3 separate regions of the Homo sapiens genome follow, and all the other regions are linked to region 3. The links are chromatin loops, found by intact Hi-C in ENCODE. Cell type or tissue: B cell. All regions are shown on one strand.

What was found. A loop is a pair of places that touch in the nucleus more often than their neighbours do. Peaks named below come from ENCODE experiments on the same cell type or tissue, not always from the same donor. Only the 100,000 strongest peaks of a DNase experiment are listed, where the experiment ranks them.
Region 1: a loop joins it to region 3, with 30 times the contacts of the local background. A loop is called at or near these places in 2 of 110 quality-filtered maps.
Region 2: a loop joins it to region 3, with 34 times the contacts of the local background. A loop is called at or near these places in 3 of 110 quality-filtered maps.

The regions. Positions count from the first base shown.
Region 1 is chr11:65,569,024-65,571,523 of GRCh38, reverse strand. ZNRD2 (zinc ribbon domain containing 2) reads right to left here and starts at 1,047. Exons shown (of 4, transcript NM_006396.3): 1 at 1,014-1,047; 2 at 769-920; 3 at 554-638; 4 at 1-133. The coding sequence starts at 1,032. ZNRD2-DT (ZNRD2 divergent transcript) reads left to right here and starts at 1,111. Exons shown (of 1, transcript NR_038923.1): 1 at 1,111-2,304. RefSeq lists enhancers at 730-959, 970-1,689. In B cell, a CTCF peak has its summit at 1,331 (motif pointing right); a DNase peak (open chromatin) is centred at 1,353; H3K4me3 peaks cover 2,361 bases; H3K27ac peaks cover 2,500 bases.
Region 2 is chr11:64,687,558-64,690,057 of GRCh38, reverse strand. The region is part of intron 5 of NRXN2 (neurexin 2); the gene reads left to right. Among named protein-coding and RNA genes, the nearest start is that of NRXN2, 34 kb to the left of the region's middle. RefSeq lists enhancers at 1,109-1,158, 1,298-2,218. In B cell, CTCF peaks have their summits at 1,297 and 1,501 (motif pointing left); a DNase peak (open chromatin) is centred at 1,467; H3K4me3 peaks cover 560 bases.
Region 3 is chr11:65,116,904-65,119,403 of GRCh38, reverse strand. ZNHIT2 (zinc finger HIT-type containing 2) reads left to right here and starts at 1,703. Exons shown (of 1, transcript NM_014205.4): 1 at 1,703-2,500. The coding sequence starts at 1,751. RefSeq lists enhancers at 1,453-1,747, 1,740-2,283. In B cell, CTCF peaks have their summits at 1,241 and 1,445 (motif pointing right); DNase peaks (open chromatin) are centred at 603, 1,613 and 2,353; H3K4me3 peaks cover 882 bases; H3K27ac peaks cover 2,147 bases.

The DNA.
Region 1 (2,500 bases), 450 kb before region 3:
GCTGCAGCTCCCTCACAGTGCTCCGGACGAGGTACTGGGGGCTGGGGCGCAGGTCGAGAGCCCAGGGGGAGCTCTGAGGCTGAGGCCAGCTGGTGCTCCCGAGCTTGGGAGAGGGCAGCCTGGGCATTCAGAGCTAAAAAGAGGAGAAAGTGGGTGGAATGGTCAGGATGCCTGGCCCACCTCAGCCCTGAGCCATCTCCTTTTCTGCTCTGCTCTTTCTGTGCTTGAGGTGTTTTCCCTGTCCCTCTATAAGGCAACTCATCCACTTTCTACTTTGTATCACATTTATGCCCTAGCTTCAATTCTCCATCAGTACTGGGCCTGGTTGAGCTCAGACTCTCGCGCAGTGGCTGGCACACAGGAGGTGCTTGGTGCTCTTATTGAGTTAAGGGTCCTCTTTAGAGCCTAAAGGAGAAATAATTTTACTTCTACCCCACCCAGAGACTCCACTGTCACCTCTCAGCCCTACTGTTCTCGGGCCTCTATCACCACTTAACCACGCTTCCCCCCTAAGCATATCCGGCCCCTCTCCCGGATTATTTTTTACTCTTACCGGGATTATCTTTATCCACGTCTGAGTCGAGTTCCTGACAAGCCACGCAGTAGATTTTCCGCTGTTTGTCTTGGAGGAGGATCGTCTACGGACCAAAAAGCACACGGGGCCGGAATGAGACGCCGGCAATGGGGTCCAGAGGGGAGGGCCGGGGAAGGGCTGAGTGGCCTGGCCCGCGGACCCATCCCCGGTCACTCGCCCGAGTCTCGCCTCACCCCGCAGTCCGCACACGTCTCGCCCAGCATGCGGTAACCGCGCAGCAGATAGTCGCCCATGAGCCGGGAGATGCGATCTTGCCGCTCCCGTCGCGCCTGCAGCACCTTCGTCTCCGCCTCAGTCGGGGGCTCCCAGGAGAAGTCGTCGACTTCTGGGGAAGAGAGGCATAGGGACTGGGGGTCTTGCCGGAGTGGGCTGCCTCCCGTACCTCACAGCCACAAACCCCTGCCGCCCAGGTCCTCACCAGCTCCGTTCAGGGCCATGTTGCCGTTGTCACCGCCGGGCTCACAGGAAGTGACGTCAAAGCGGAGCGCCCTCCGCTGCGGCTCCGCCCGTTCCATAGCTGCCGCGGATCAGGGCGGACGTGACGCCTTAGCGTGGTCCTCAGACCTCGCTGTGCCCGGGGTGGGGCGTGTCGGCTGCTACCGAGAACCTGCTCGGGGGACGCGTCCGTCAACCGGAATCCAGGGGACAGAAGCTTCCGACGCGCGAGGCCTCGGGAGGAGCGTCTCCTTGGTAACTCTCCTCCGGTCGCAAGACCTGGAAGTGGCCTCAGGGGGTCGCCCTTCCTGTCCGTCGTGGATGAAGGGGACCACTTGGCTTCAGAAATCCCCGCTGGCCTCCGCCTCCCCTGGGGTTTCCCTTTCGGCGCAGGCGGGGCAGCGGCGTCATCACAACCATCGCCACCCCAGTAATCACAGCGAGCGGCCCTTTGCGCACGCGTGGAGCCTTCTCAGGCCTCAGTACTTCTCACTTCGCCCGGCAAGGCTGGCCAGGAGGGGTGCATTCTCCCTTTCCGCGTATTTCAAGACCACTCCCCTTCTGCATGCTCGGTGTCCCAGTCTGTCTCCTCGCTGCCTCCCGAGGCCTGGAACTGAAGCAAAGTTCGCCCCGAAGCCGACCGTTCTTTGAAGTTGAAATCCTCAAAAAGCCTGCAGACTGAATAGCGCTGTACTGGGCACGCGCATTGCGCTTCCAGCCGCCCTTGGGTGCTGCGTGCTGGGCCGGGTCGGGTTGGGGCCTTCCTACATACTCTTGCGACCATTAGGCTCTTCTTGGGTGAGTTGCAAGTTAAAATTACCAGGGCTCTCTGAACATGGACCTTGGTGCTTTTTTTCTCTCTCCCTCTTCCGTGTTCTTTTTCAAACGCATCTTCTCCCTTATTAGATTCAGAGAAGCCAGACAGGGCAGGCAGGGGTCCTCAGATGTGCAGTCTGCAGGGCCTGAGGTTGTACACCAGGGCAGTGGAAAAGCAGCTAGGACTTGGACTTTCACAGTTACATCGACATTCTCCTCTTCCGGATGGCACATGCCCCCTCAATCTGACCTGAAGTCCCTTCCTCCTGGCCCCCTCTTCCTTCCACGTAGAACCCCTGGAACTGTCATTCTTGCTGCCTCCTGCTTACGTGGAGAGCCCTGTGTCCCTTTCACATCTCCATCTACCAGTCAGGCTCTTGGGCAGCAGCGTACCTGACTTAGGGCCTGTACCACAAGTCGTTTCTATCAGGCTGAATAGAGCCACCGTTTTTTGTGTGTTTGTTTGGTTTGGTTTGTATTTTTTGTAGAGATGGGGTTTCGTCATGTTGCCCAGGCTGGTCTCCAACTCCTGGACTCAAGTGATCCTCACACCTCAGCCTCCCAAAGTGCTGGGATTACAGCGAAGAGCCACAGCACCTAGCCTGAGGCTGACTAGAGGAACTGTCTCTGAACCATCTCTTGGACTCCAGCCTG
Region 2 (2,500 bases), 430 kb after region 3:
AATTCTGGAAGCCTGCTAGGTGCCCAGTCCAGGGAAATTCTGATTGGGAGCTGTGGCCAGCACAGGGCCTTTAAGCCTGCTTGGGGGCTCTAGCTCCTTTTTCTGTACTGAGGCTGCCTTTCTTAAGACAATCTCTTTCCTAAGAAGTTTACAAGCCACTATAACAAGTCCTCAAGGAACTCCAGTGGGTGCCAAGCACTGGGGCTATGGAGTCCCATTTCCATTCTTTAGTCTGCTCTTCTGTTTGCCTGGATTTCCGCCATCCTTGTCCTCTCCCCAATGACTTGGTGTGTCTCTTTCGTCTGACTCTTGAAAAAGCAGCCAGGCCATGCACACTGGAAGTCTCCTTGAACACCCCAGGTGAACCTGGTCACTTCCACACTTTGTCCACACTTCCACTAGAAGGCTCATCACACTGTATCATAACTGTCACTTTACCTGTTTGCTTCCCCAACTAGACCAAGCTCCTTGAGGCCAGGGATTGGATATTTTTGTTCCTATGCCCCCGGTGCTTCACACAGCTCTTGGCACATAAGTAGCTGTGTGCTCAGCAAATTTATTTTATATGAGCCAATGGGCTCTGTTACTAAGGGGCTGATTGATGTTCTAACACCTACAATAAAGTGTGGTCCATGCAAAGTACATGAAAAGTGCAGACTCTTTTCAGAGGAGTTAATTTATTCATTGAGGCCAGGCACGGTGGCTCATGCCTGTAATCCCAGCACTATGAGAGGCCGAGGTGGGAGGATCACTTGAGGCCAGGAGTTCAAAACCAGCCTGGCAACATGGTGAGACTCCATTAAAAAAAAAAAAATCATTGAGAAAGAGAGGGAGACACAGAGAGAGGCAGGACACTAGCAGAAAGTTACCAACTGGCATGAGTCGTTTATTTGTGGGATGCTTTATGGTTGAGGAAGCTGGACCCCACCCTTTCTCTTTCTGAGGTGCCCACAGCAGCCTGTGCAGTTCCTGATGATCAGCTCCATTTTCCAGACGGGGAAGCTGGGACTTAGAGCCCAGCTTTGTGACCAGCGAAGGTCACAAAGCTGGTGGTGGAGCCAGCACTAGCGCCCAGGTCTTCTTTCTCACATCACATTTCCTCTCCAGGGAGCAGTACAAGATGTTATTAGGCAGTAAGTGCCAAGTGAGCAGAACAGACAGCTGTAGAGCTCGAGAGTAGGGAGGGCGGAGGGGGGCGCTGGAGACCTTCCCAGAGGAGGTCTGGGAGCTGGGCCTGGAAAGAAGGCAGCTGCTTTGTCCCTCATGCATGGTTCTCAGAAATGCAGGACCACAACAACTAGTCTCTAGCCACATTCACTGGGGACACTTGTAGGGCTACAGACTCCCCAACTGTGGGAGATAAACGAGCATCAGCTATTATCTTCCTTTCTCGGTCCGGAGCAATTAGGGGCGGTAATTGTGCAAGCGCTGCTGGGAGTTGTAGTTCCCAGTCGCGCCAGACCGGCGAGATAGGGGAGAGCGCCCCCTGGTGCTTCAGGGCTTGTTCAGCCCAGATCTTGTTTGTGCTCTGCTGAGCCCCTCCGCCGCCCCTACAGGCTCACCCCAGTAGAATCCCTCCACCAGTCCCTTGAAGTCATGCTCCGACCTCCCCTACTCAGGTTCTCTCTCTCTCTCCTCACCATCTTCGGGTTTTCTTTCCACACTTGCTCATCTCTTTTTCTGTCCCTCTTCTCGAAGGCTTTCAGGTTCTCTTTGGCTGCTCCTCAGGCCTCTTGGCGTCTCTGGGCTGACCCAGGTCTCCGGTGGTAAAGGGACTGGAGCCCGTGGAGGCGCAGGCTCCAGAGTAGCTAGCTTTGCCACCCACCCCAGGAGACTGGAGGCAGGGCTGAGGAGTCGAGAAATGGCCTCGTTTCTCCACTTGGCCTTGGCAGCCACTGTCCAGCCCCAGACCCGCCTCTTTCCTTTTTGCTGGCCTCTTGTTCTGTCCCAATCACTTACTCACATGGTTGCCTTATTCTTTTCTTTCTTTCTGTTTGACTCTCTTTAATGATACTTTCTTTGACTGCAGTGAAGGTGAGGGAGTGGGAGGAATGGCTTCTGGGTGGGACTAGTACATGTGGCAAAACCAAGGTCAAACATTCCTTTTTCTGGTCCTTGAGCCCCCTGGTTCTCCTAGTGCCTGGGCAGCAGGCTTCGTTGCTATGGAAACAGCAAGGCCCCAGAAAGCCTTGGCTTCTGTTCCCTAGAGGTCCCTGTCCACTTTCGTTGCTGGCTCTCTTCCCATCTCCTGTACCTGTTCCCGCAGGGCTTGCTCCTTTTCTTTATCCAGATAGCCGCGCTCATCCCTTCTTGCTCCCTCACAGCCCTGAGCCGTCTTCATTTCTTGTCTGTCTCTGCGATGGTTCTCCTTTTCCTGGCTCTGCCCCACCTCCCTCCTTCCCTCCTCCTTGCCACTCTTCCCCGCCTTACCCTCTTGTCTCTGCTGGGGTCCTCACTTTTGCTTTCTGGCCCTCCCCGCTGGTACCATAAGTAGACAGAG
Region 3 (2,500 bases):
CTCGGCCTCCCAAAGTACTGGGATTACAGCCATGAGCCACAGTGCCCGGCCTTTTCTTTTTTGTTTTTGAGACAAGGTCTCTCTCATCCAGGCTGGAGTGCAGTTGCACAATCATGGCTCACTGCAGCCGCCAACTCCTGGGCCCAGGTGATCCTACTCAGCCTCCAAAGTAGCTGAGGACTACAGGCATGCACCGCCACACCTGGCTAATTTTTTGTACTTTTTTGTAGAGACAGGGTTTTGCTATGTTGCCCAGGCTGGTCTTGAACTGGGCTCAAGTGATCCGCCCACCTTGGCCTCCCAAAGTGCTGAGATTACAGGTGTCAGCCGCTGTGCCCAGCCGAGAGGTCCTGTTTAAATGACGTGAGTGAGACCTGAGATGAACCAGTCAAGTGATCAGGTAGGGGAATATTTCAAGCCTAGAGGACTGTGTGAAGATGGGGAAGAGGTGATGTCTAGGGCTGGGGGCGGGCAGATCCTGCAAGGCCTTGTCAGCCATAGAGAGGAGTTTGGGTTTGAGTCCAAGTGCAATGGAGGGTCGCAGAAGGGTTTTGAGTAACAGATGGATCTCATCTGACTTGTGATCTAATTTCTCTGGCAGGTTTTTCTGGAGGGCTGGCAAGAAAGTTAGGAAAAACACTTAATGTGTTGTCATCCACATGAGGGGTCAGGAAGCTTAGACCACCAGTAGTAGCAGGGATGCAAAGAACACTCACAGTTTGGTTCATCACACCCCCCACTCCACCACAAGAGTGAGCTCTATTAGAACAGGGACCCCCGGCTCCCTTTGATGTGCATTGTGTTCTTGGCACCTAGAATGGGGCCTGCACTTAATAAGATGGATGAATAGTGGTATTTAATGAGAAGATACTTAATGAAAAGAAGAGGCAGTTTTGGAGGAAAAAAATCATAGGAGCTCAGATATTTCTTAAATGCTGCTTTCTATTTATCTTTTTGAGGTGGAGTTTCTCTCTGTGGCCCAGGCTCGCAGGCTGGAGAGCGGTGGCGCGATCTCGGCTAACTGCAGCCTCCACCTCCCGGGTTCAAGCGATTCCCCTGCCTCAGCCTCAGGAGTAGCTGGGACTACAAGCACCCGTCCCCCACGCCCGGCTAATTTTGTATTCTTAGTAGAGACGGGGTTTCTCCATGTTGGTCAGGCTGGTCTCAAACTCCTGACCTCAGGTCATCTGCCCGCCTCGGCCTCCCAAAATGCTGGGATTACCGGCGTGACCCACCGTACCTGGCCCTAACTGTCCTTTTATTTGTCTGTGTCCCCTAGTGCATTTTATTTGTCTGTGTCCAGCGCAGGGATGCATCGCCTCCCGTAGGCTTGGCACAATTAGTGGCCCAGAGTAGGTGCCTAGTAAAGATGGATTTATGCCACAGCACATTGTAGTGCTAAAAAGAGGGTTTTCTCTTTAGATGATCGGGCCACGTTTTGGTGTGACCACTAGGGGGAGACGTGGCACCGGCGAAGCGCTCGCCAGACCCATTTTTTCGCTCCTTGCGTCATCGCATAGGGCGGGGCTCGTACCTGACGCCCGGCTTCTGGGCCTGCTCTCGCCCTACTAGGGAAAGGGGTGGGGCTTGGCTTTCGGGCGTGGGCGGAAATTGCCGAGAATCCTCGGAAGCTTTGCGAAAACACAGCGCGCCGTCGGCCGCGCTGCGAACCGGAAGTAATCGAAGAAGCCCCGGAAGTTTCGAACTACCACCGGCGTGCGTTCGCAGGTAGATCGCGGTGCCAGTTGCCATGGAGCCGGCCGGGCCCTGTGGCTTCTGCCCGGCGGGGGAGGTCCAGCCAGCGCGTTACACCTGCCCTCGCTGTAATGCGCCCTACTGCTCGCTGCGCTGCTACCGGACGCATGGCACCTGCGCAGAAAACTTCTACCGTGACCAGGTGCTGGGAGAGCTCCGCGGTTGCAGCGCTCCTCCCAGCCGCCTAGCAAGCGCCCTACGCCGGCTGCGTCAGCAACGCGAGACCGAGGACGAGCCTGGGGAAGCAGGCCTCAGCTCCGGCCCGGCGCCCGGCGGCCTATCGGGACTCTGGGAGCGGCTGGCGCCGGGCGAAAAAGCTGCCTTCGAGCGGCTGCTGAGCCGCGGTGAGGCCGGGCGGCTGCTGCCTCCATGGCGGCCGTGGTGGTGGAACCGCGGAGCCGGACCGCAGCTTCTGGAGGAGCTGGATAATGCCCCGGGTAGTGACGCCGCGGAGCTGGAGCTCGCCCCTGCGAGGACCCCGCCGGATTCTGTGAAAGATGCCTCCGCCGCGGAGCCCGCGGCCGCCGAGCGGGTTCTTGGAGATGTCCCGGGGGCCTGCACGCCCGTCGTACCCACCCGCATCCCCGCGATAGTCAGCCTGAGCCGCGGCCCAGTCTCGCCGCTCGTGCGCTTCCAGCTGCCCAATGTGCTGTTCGCCTACGCGCATACTCTCGCCCTGTATCACGGCGGTGACGACGCGCTGCTCTCTGACTTCTGTGCCACACTGCTCGGCGTTTCCGGAGCC